Linked DNA regions of Homo sapiens: region 1 is linked to region 2. A link is a loop called in an ENCODE intact Hi-C map of the cell type or tissue named here. Cell type or tissue: dorsolateral prefrontal cortex. All regions are shown on one strand. Links, peaks and the distances in the headings refer to the core of each region. The heading gives the core; the rest is flanking DNA. Region 1 overlaps NTM (neurotrimin). Region 2 overlaps NTM (neurotrimin).

Region 1 (4,394 bases), core at 230-4,229, 100 kb after region 2:
TGTCCAGCACATAGTGATCACTCATTGTGTTAGAGGTTAGCTCTCTTTAACTGTTATGATGTCTCTGGGGCATCTGTGAGAAGGGAGCTCCTGGGAGGGTGAGGACAAGGTGATTTATAGGAAGGAGCAACTTCGAGTCATGTTCTCCCATTAATCTCATCAACTGGTAGCTCCAAAACATAGCTGTCAACAGGCATCAATTATACCCCATGTAATTGCACACATGATTGTATTTAATTCTCACAATAGTCTTGCAATGCAGACATTACTGTATTATATAATTATCCCCTTTTTTGATATCAGAAAATTGTAGTCCACAGAGGTTAGGTAATTTGCTCAAGGTCACCCAGTTAGTGGCAGAGCCAAAATTCAGTCCAGATCTGTTGGAATCCAAACCCCATGCTCTCTCCACCATAACGGCTCATCCAACAGTTCGACAGCTGCTTTCCAAACACATCTCGGGTTCTTGGGATTCTACAACACCTGTGTCTCTCAACACAGGGTATCCTGTCTATGGAAGTCCCCAGGTGACATGAGGAAGAAGGAAATCTGCCCTCTCCAAGCCTGATAAAAAAGGACAAAAGAGACCGGTTCCATCTGGTGTTCTATAAAGCACAGCTTTGCCAGGTAAAGTCTGGAAATGAAGTTGCACCCACTGCTGAGTACCAAATGTTATATAGCTAATTAACCACAGAGATTTGGGAAGAAATCTATTAAAGAGACCAAATACAGTGTGAACAAAAAGCAAGTGGTAATGTTGCCGCTTATTACTGTTATGGCCATTAATATTAATATTAATGCTATTATTTAGTTTTATTATTACTCTGATACATCATTATTATTGCTGTCTCCTAGCATCTTCACCATAAATCTATCACCAAATGTTTTAGAGGTTTAATATTGTTATAGTTATGTAATTAAACAAATAGAAATAATCGTTGCAGAATTGCAGAGTTACATAATTATTGCTCCTCAATGGAAACGATAAATAAAACTTACATGTCTTGATAGCAGTTATATTAACAACAATGAAAACATTGAAGGCTAAAGCTGAAGAATTATGTAATGGTTACATAATTAAATAATAAATTATCCTGGAACTACAGGGACATGCACTATATAAAGCAGCGTACAGAATGGAGGGGAAAAGGAAATCATTAAGCAATGCCAAAAAAAAAAAAAAAAAAAAAAAAAAGAGAGAGAGATGGGCCTGTGGATAAGAAGCAGAGCAGCATGGGCCTGGGAATGAGGATCCCTGGGGTTTGTAGTACCCAGAGCTCTTCAGCTTCCCATTCTAGATTCAGACATGTATAGGGATTTTATCACTCCCGAAACACAAAGTAAGTTGTGTAAGGCTATAAATCACTTGGATAATATAATCCCCTAAACTGAACAGCTTATCATGTGTGGCATACATTTAATCTCTGTGTTTTAAATTATCTCAAAATTTAGCTTTAGTCTTGGCTAAGTGTTATATAACTACTCTTCAACGACCTGCATTGATTCAATGACTAGTGGGTGCACGTGGGGTGGAGTTCTTGCCAGGGTAGAGAATATTACTGTTTTGAAAATTATTCAGACACTCAATCTTGCATCACCACATTTCTTTGGTTGGGTTATCATAATATTAACATATCCAAATATTTGGAAAGACTAAAATATTTGATGTTAAATCAAATATCCAGTTGACTGACTGACTTGCTAATTTTTTATACCAAAGCTTGGCAGTCAGGCTGCCTGGGTTTTATGTAAAGGTGTGTTTATGGAGATCTGGTGTGGGGGCACCATCCCCTACCTGAGGACCATAAAACCAGCCCCTGCTCTAAAGACTGAGTTCAGATTGGGATGCCAAAGTGATGGCAACACACTTCACACCCTGAATCCGCCTGTCTCCCTGGGTGTCAGCAGAACCGAGCCCGTTGTTTGAATGGATGGCATGATGCGACATTCCCGGGCTGCCAGCAGCAGGCAGCATGAATAAGCACATGGCATCGCTCAGCGGTGACAATGGGGAGGCAGAAGGCTCCTGTCCAGAGCCAGCAGGGGACAGAGCCATGGGCTGCCAGCCTCTCTGTGATTCACATTTCAAGGAAGCTCTCAGTTCTCCATCAGGCCTGTTCTAAGAGCAGTCAGGCTGGGCATTATCATAATGGGGTCACCTGGGAGTCTGGGAATAGACAGAGGAGCAGTCTATTGGGGAGAACAAATTGACTCCTGTCTTGTTACTTGGCTCAACTTGACAGGCAAACCTGGTGATTGGAAAAGGACGGCCTCAGGAGAGGCCCACGCCAAGGAAGGGGAAGGGCGACAGGGCCGTCACACCTGCTGGACTTGGGGAGCTGGAGCAGACTGCCCGGCTTCAGGTCCTCCAGCTCGGGTCGTCATTTTCCAGTATTCAGCGCCAACCTGCCCTTGGCCTGCATGCAGCCCACACTGCCCATCTGTCCATGTCCCTATGCTACGGGGATGAAGAACATGTAGAACTCAAACCCTCTGTCGTCATTTTGTCTCCACCCCTGGGTATCCCAACTTTAATCCTGTGATCCTTTTTATCTTGCCCCAGAAGAGGGTGAAAATAGGGTCCTTCTCCAAATAAGCAGAGACAATTCCCACAATCCTGGGACCATAGGAACTTTTCTAAGGGCTCTTTGTACTATTTTTCTATTGAGCCACATGGGAACCTAGGCAAAGAGTGTCCATTTCCTTCAGATACCAAAGAGGGCGCTCCTGAGGCGCTAGGGTGCTGCCGAAAGTGCTGGGGCTTTGATAACAAATGAACCTGGTGTATTAGTCCGCCTGGGCTGCTATAGCAAAACACAATAGCCAACCACAGGTTGGCTTCAACAACAAAAATTCATTTTCTTATAGTTCTGAAGGCTGGAAGTCCAAGATCAAGGTGCCATGCCAGCATGGCTGGGCTCTGATCAGGGATCTCTCCCTGGCTTGCAGACAGCTGCCTTCCCATTGTATCCTCACATAGTGAAGAGAGAGACAGAGAGAGGAGACAGAGAGAGCATGCGCGCTCTTCCTCCTCTGCATTTATTATTTATTTATTTATTTATTTATTTATTTATTTATTTATTTATTTATTTATTGAGACAGAGTTTCGCTCTTATTGCCCAGGCTGGAGTGCAATGGCGCTATCTCTGCTCACCACAACCTCCGCCTGCCAGGTTCAAGCGATTCCCCTGCCCCAGCCACCTGAGTAGCTGGGATTACAGGGATGCGCCACCACGCCTGGCTAATTTTTTTGTGTTTTTAGTAGAGATGGGGTTTCTCTATGTTGGTCAGGAGGATAGTCTCCAACTCCCGACCTCAGGTGATCTGCCCACCTCAGCCGCCCAAAGTGCAGGGATAACAGGCGTGAGCCACCGTGCCCGGCTTTCTCCTCTTATGAGGGCACTAATTCCAATCACGCAGGCCTCACCCTCATCACTATATTTAGCCCTAATTACCTCTCAAAGGCCCCATCTCCAAACACCATTATTCAGATGCTAAAAGTTAGGCCTTCAACATAGGAATTTGGGGAGGGGGATATAAAACATTCCATCTGTAACCCTTGGGTTTTAATTTCAGCTTCTTGTTAGGTGTGGATCCTAAATGACTTCAGCCCTCTGAATTTCAGTTACCGCACCTGTAAAATGTGACTAATAAGCCTACTACACTGAACTGCTGTGAGGAATAGGATGTGTTCACACAGAAAAAGCCGTAACGCATAACAGGTCCTGCAAAGTCGATTCTCCTCCCTGCCTCTTGCCACTTTCACGGCGTCTCTGATTTAGTCTGGCACCAGTTTTCATCAAGAGTTCTGTCCTCCCCGCTTCCCCTGCCCTGCCCACCCCACATGAGAAACATCTTATTTAAGAGTCCCTCCATCCCGGTGGTTTTGGCTGGGTTGCAGCTATTTTCTCAAAAACAACAGCAGCCCTGATAATTCTCTCCCAGGAGCTAGGAAGGCTCCTCCTTTCCCTAGAGCCCCAGAAAGGAAGACGTCACTGTCACAGGGGCTTAGGAGGGACGTGGAGATCATTCTCCAGCATCGTGGGCACAGTCCTCTTCCTACGCTCCAACGTCCCCTGGAACAGGTTTCCTTAGCTCCCTCCGCAGGTTTCTTTAGTCACCCCGGCGACCCTTCCTGAGGCTCCTCCTCGTCTCACTTCAAAGGCCCTTGTGTTGCAGGGCCCAGATCCCATGAGATTCTTCCCGGAGATGGAACCCCGGCCCCTCCCCGGCCCCCACACAGCACTGACTGTCTCAGCAGGGTTATCTCTATTAGCCGCTGCCAACGTCAGTGCGTGGAAACAGTGCAGTGTGAGATGCTTCCCCTGACTAACGTCTTTGTACTGAGCGGGGGAATCAGAACGGAACAGATGTTTTAAGGACTCCATAAATCC
Region 2 (4,394 bases), core at 65-4,064:
GGAGTCGCTCCACACTCTTTCCTTCCTGATGGATCCTGCCCTGATGGATTTGTTTCGTCTTTCGTTGGATTGCTTTTCTCCCCTGCCCCTTTTCTTGTCTAAATCTTTACATTTCAAGAGGATATATAACATCCTAAATTAGATAGTCCTTCTATTTCTTGTCTTCAGGGTAATTGTGTGATTGACTGATCTAACTCCCTGCCTCTCACTTCTCTTCCTTCCTTCCCTCCTTTCCTCCCTGACCCCCGACTTCTTATGCTGGGCACTCCATGCATTCCATTTCTTATTCTGCCAACACTCCATTTCTACAAGGAAATTCATCAGGTGCACTTTTGGGGCCTGCTCTGGTTTATCTGAAACTTGATTATGTTCAGTTACATAGTATGTCATCAAAACTAGCTCTGATATTTAAATGTGAGTAAATCAAAATGCATCCTCAATTTTGCCAGGCCTACAAGCGCTGGCTGGTCCTCCCCAGCCATGTGGCATGGGAGCTCATGTTTGATTGGCAGCAGGACATCCTGAACCTGTGGAAGATTTTTAGGGAAGAGAAGGCAGATGGGAGGAGGGAGGGACCTGAGTCTGTGCTCATGTTTCTCCATATCCCGCTCTTGTGGACGTCAGACAGGACAGTATTCAGCTTTCCATGTTATGGTTTGCAGGTTCAGTTTAGAAAGAAGGAAAGGGAAATCCCCTTCCTCATTCAAACATGAATCTCTAGCTCATGGCCTTTGCATTCGACTATATTTCTGCAGTTCCAAGGTTAGAATGCTGAGTGTCAGTGATGCTGAGGAGTGGCTGAGTGACTTGGAGCATCGCTTCCTGGACCCAGGTTACAGTACTTCTCAATGACAGTCTGACTGCACTCAGCCTGCTGCACAGTGGAGTCAGGAGGACCCCAAGAACATCTGCTGACACCAGGTTTGCAATAAAGAAAAAGGACATGGAGACACCAGGAAATGGAATGGGAAACATCAACAACACCTGGATGAAATCTTTCAGAAGCAGGCTTTGAGGAGCACCATCAGGGTGCCAGAGACAGCAGCCCTGAGGTGAAATGCCCAGGGCTTCACCAGTTCCCCCTTTCTTCACTGCCTGATTGGCCACTCTCAACACACATGATGATGGTTTGCAATCTCACTCTTCCTAGAAATTTTGGTTCCACCTTCCAAAACACCATACATGTGAGTAGCACAATTTTGCAAATGGAGGAAGTCAATATGGTACCATGAAAGAACACTGCTCTTGAGTCTAGAGACCCTGGCTGAAGAATGTCTTGTTCTTGTACTACCCAAGGGAAGCCTCCTCAGCTTCCTCGTTTTAGACAGGATAAGCTTCAGTGAGATGACCTCAATGTCACTTCTAGTCTGGAATCCTAAAATCCTATAGGAACATCTGTGAGGCATGGAGGATAGCAACCAGACTTCCTCTCTCCGCTCTGAAAGGCTTGAGAGATTGTCTCTATATGTTTTAGTCAATTCAGCTAGGTTTATACTTAAACCTGAAGACAGACATCCAATAACTCATATTTCGAGGTTTGGAGCCATCTTGTCCTAAAATAAATACCAGTTTGCAGTTTCATGAAAGCAGAAAAGTCACAGCCTTTGCTATAAGAGGAACATGAAAGTCCTTTACAACTCCAATGTGAGCAAAAATCTGAATTTTAGGACAGTTTTTGAAACTAGGGACTTAGATATGGTATATTCTTTTAAAATATAACCTTACCATCAAACAAAAATAAAAAACAACCCTCGATTCATACATAACAACTAGGCAATTGTGTTCATTCTCAAGATTAGTACTGTCTAGGACACAGCAATAAATATGCAGAATGAAGAAATGAGTGAATGAATTAAGGAGACTTCCACCTGAAACATGGACTCCTGGGATAGGGTTGCTCAGTTCTGTTGAAGCCTTCCTCAGGGACCAGGAAGTTGCTATCTTGTCTGATGGCTTTCTTTTGTCAGGAGTTGGGGAGAAAGTCAGTTAAAATTACTTCTTTAAGTCGGGCTCAAACTTGACTTTGTGTTCTCTGTACTCTTGGCCCCAGTTGTGCCCTCAGAGTGACCCAGAAATACATGTTCCCTCCTCCACAGGGCTGTTCTCTCCTCAGACAGTTACAATGCTAAAATTCTCAGACAGTCTGAGAATCCCCAGATCAACTGAGACCTGGCTTTGCAACACACGTGCTCTGCCCACAAAGATCCTTGTAGATTTACCTTCAGAATCACATTTTGCTCAGGCTGATATTAAACTGAACTGTGGTCCTTGAGACCGCACTAAGAGCAGCCAACGAAGAGTCAGGTGAGCTGGATGCCTCCCCTGGGGTTTAACAGTGGGCTCTGGATGTGCAGAGGAGTGGTGAAGAGCTGACCAGACCCACGTGCATTTGGGACCTGTGAACACCTCTGAATGTGGAGTGGAGACAGGCCTACCTAGTGTTCACTAGTCTCAGACCACTGCCTATGACAATGTTCTGCACCAGCTGGTAGCACTGCAAGCTGCTGTGTGGCCTACAACACCTTTTTTTCTTTTCTCTCTCTCTTTTTTTTTCTTTTTGCATTTTAAGACATATTCATTAGTGAAATATCAGAAACCTCAGGGGCAGCATGTGCTTCTAATTCATTTTCCAATTGTATAATGAGCCAGGAGTGAAATTTTTAGGGTGAATTTAATTGACCTTTACAGCAACATCAGGCAGATTGGCTTAAATGCTATTAAAGCAAAATGTAACCCGGTGAGACTTTCTAGAAGGTTATCGGAAAATCTATCAAGTTGTTTTTCCTTAATTTTTATCAAGAAAGGAAAAGCTAGATAGAGGACATAGAAGGATGAACAGACAGAGAGACAGAAGGAAAGAGATTTACGGCAGGAAAGAGATGGGCCTGGAAGAGAGAAATGAATCCCAGGGAGGGGGAGGGGCCACCCAAGCCCCTCACTGCTGGGGGATTACGTTTTAATTTAGAAAGGCTGCTTGAAATTGTGCAATTATACCACAGGTCACATTGGTCTAAAGTCTTTTTAGCACTTGGGGATAGGACCGTACAGCCTTCTTTTTATTAATATTTTGGTGTTGATGTGTAGGCCCTTCCTAGCTCTTCATAATAGAGCTCACATGCAATGGAAAATGATGTCTTCTTTTGGCAGCTGACAGGGATATTTTTTCTGACTCCACTGTCCCCTTCATGCTCAGCTCTCAGTAACAGGATACCCATGGGAAAGCCAGAAAGCCAGGGGTAGGGCTGAAGAAATCCTAGGGGACTAAGATTACACCCTAAGGGAAGTGGAGGCCAACCGACAGGGTGCAAAAGCCCCTGGCAAATCAGGCTCGATTCTAAGTGATGCCAGCTCACAAGGAGGTGCCCAGTTGTGGACATCAGTGTCTTTGGCATTATCATGCCTCTGGCAGCCAGGCCTTTTTCATAAGTATGTAGCCAGCAAGAGACAGGGAGATAAACGTGTGTCCATGAAGGTTGTGCAAATCAGAAAGATGATGTAGCCCCACCATCACCTCTACCAAGGAAATGTAGCTAAGAATTCAGGGGGTGGTGAAAGTGTACTTCCTGGGACCTGCTGCCCTTAGAAAGGCCTGCTTGCATGGTTGGTCCTTGGCTGGCACCAGAAAACTTGGATTTCAGGAAGGTTTCCACTGTTCGTTAACTAGTAAGCGTGGCTCCTTGTGCCTAGATTATCCGTGCAAGCAATGTGGTTTATGCTGAATACGTATTTTCCTTCTGGGAATCTGGTATGTTAGTAAGTGCTAGGGAGAGGGTGACGATATGACCAGCGTCCAGTTAAGACCTTAGACTCTGAGTCTCTACTGGGCTTCCCTGGGCAGAAACATCCCACATGTTTTGCTGCATTTTTGTGGAGGGACAGTGGGCTCTGTGGGACCCTCTTGGGACGGAAAGAGCATAAGAAAGTCTCACATGGGTTCCTTCAGACTCTGCCTGTGCCTTGACCCCTTATGATCCAGCCCTGTGTCCTCACCATGGCACAGGAATAAAGCCCAGCCATGAGCAGCACTGTGTGCTGAGTCTCAGGAGCCCTTCCAGAGACCCTCCAAACACGAGATGGTCATGGGGGCCCCGTCAGTCCCTCTCTCAGTGAAGGCTGTCTCACTAGCTCTTGTCCTTCCCTCAATTCTAAACCTCACACCTGCCCTGAAATCTTTTTGACATTGACGGAGGCTGTAGATAGGAGCTGAGGCCCGATATAGACGCATCATCCCCCAGGAGTGACTAAGCTCTCTGCACTCAGCAGACTCTAATAGATATCAGAGTTACTCACATATAAGAAACACATGTTCCTTTCTGCCAAGGAACCTCCAGACAAAGGGGGAGTGGGGAGGAAGTGAGAAAAGGGGAAAAGCTGCCCTTACTGATAAGAACAAC

The links. A loop is a pair of places that touch in the nucleus more often than their neighbours do. Peaks named below come from ENCODE experiments on the same cell type or tissue, not always from the same donor. Only the 100,000 strongest peaks of a DNase experiment are listed, where the experiment ranks them.
Region 1: a loop joins it to region 2, with 2.9 times the contacts of the local background. A loop is called at or near these places in 1 of 110 quality-filtered maps.

The regions. Positions count from the first base shown.
Region 1 is chr11:131,760,511-131,764,904 of GRCh38, reverse strand. The region is part of intron 1 of NTM (neurotrimin); the gene reads right to left. Among named protein-coding and RNA genes, the nearest start is that of NTM-AS1, 99 kb to the right of the region's middle. In dorsolateral prefrontal cortex, for the core only: no CTCF peak of the experiment used is centred there; DNase peaks (open chromatin) are centred at 2,004 and 4,095; H3K4me3 peaks cover 716 bases; H3K27ac peaks cover 2,048 bases.
Region 2 is chr11:131,859,899-131,864,292 of GRCh38, reverse strand. All of the region lies in intron 1 of NTM (neurotrimin), which reads right to left. Among named protein-coding and RNA genes, the nearest start is that of NTM-AS3, 35 kb to the left of the region's middle. In dorsolateral prefrontal cortex, for the core only: no CTCF peak of the experiment used is centred there; no DNase peak of the experiment used is centred there.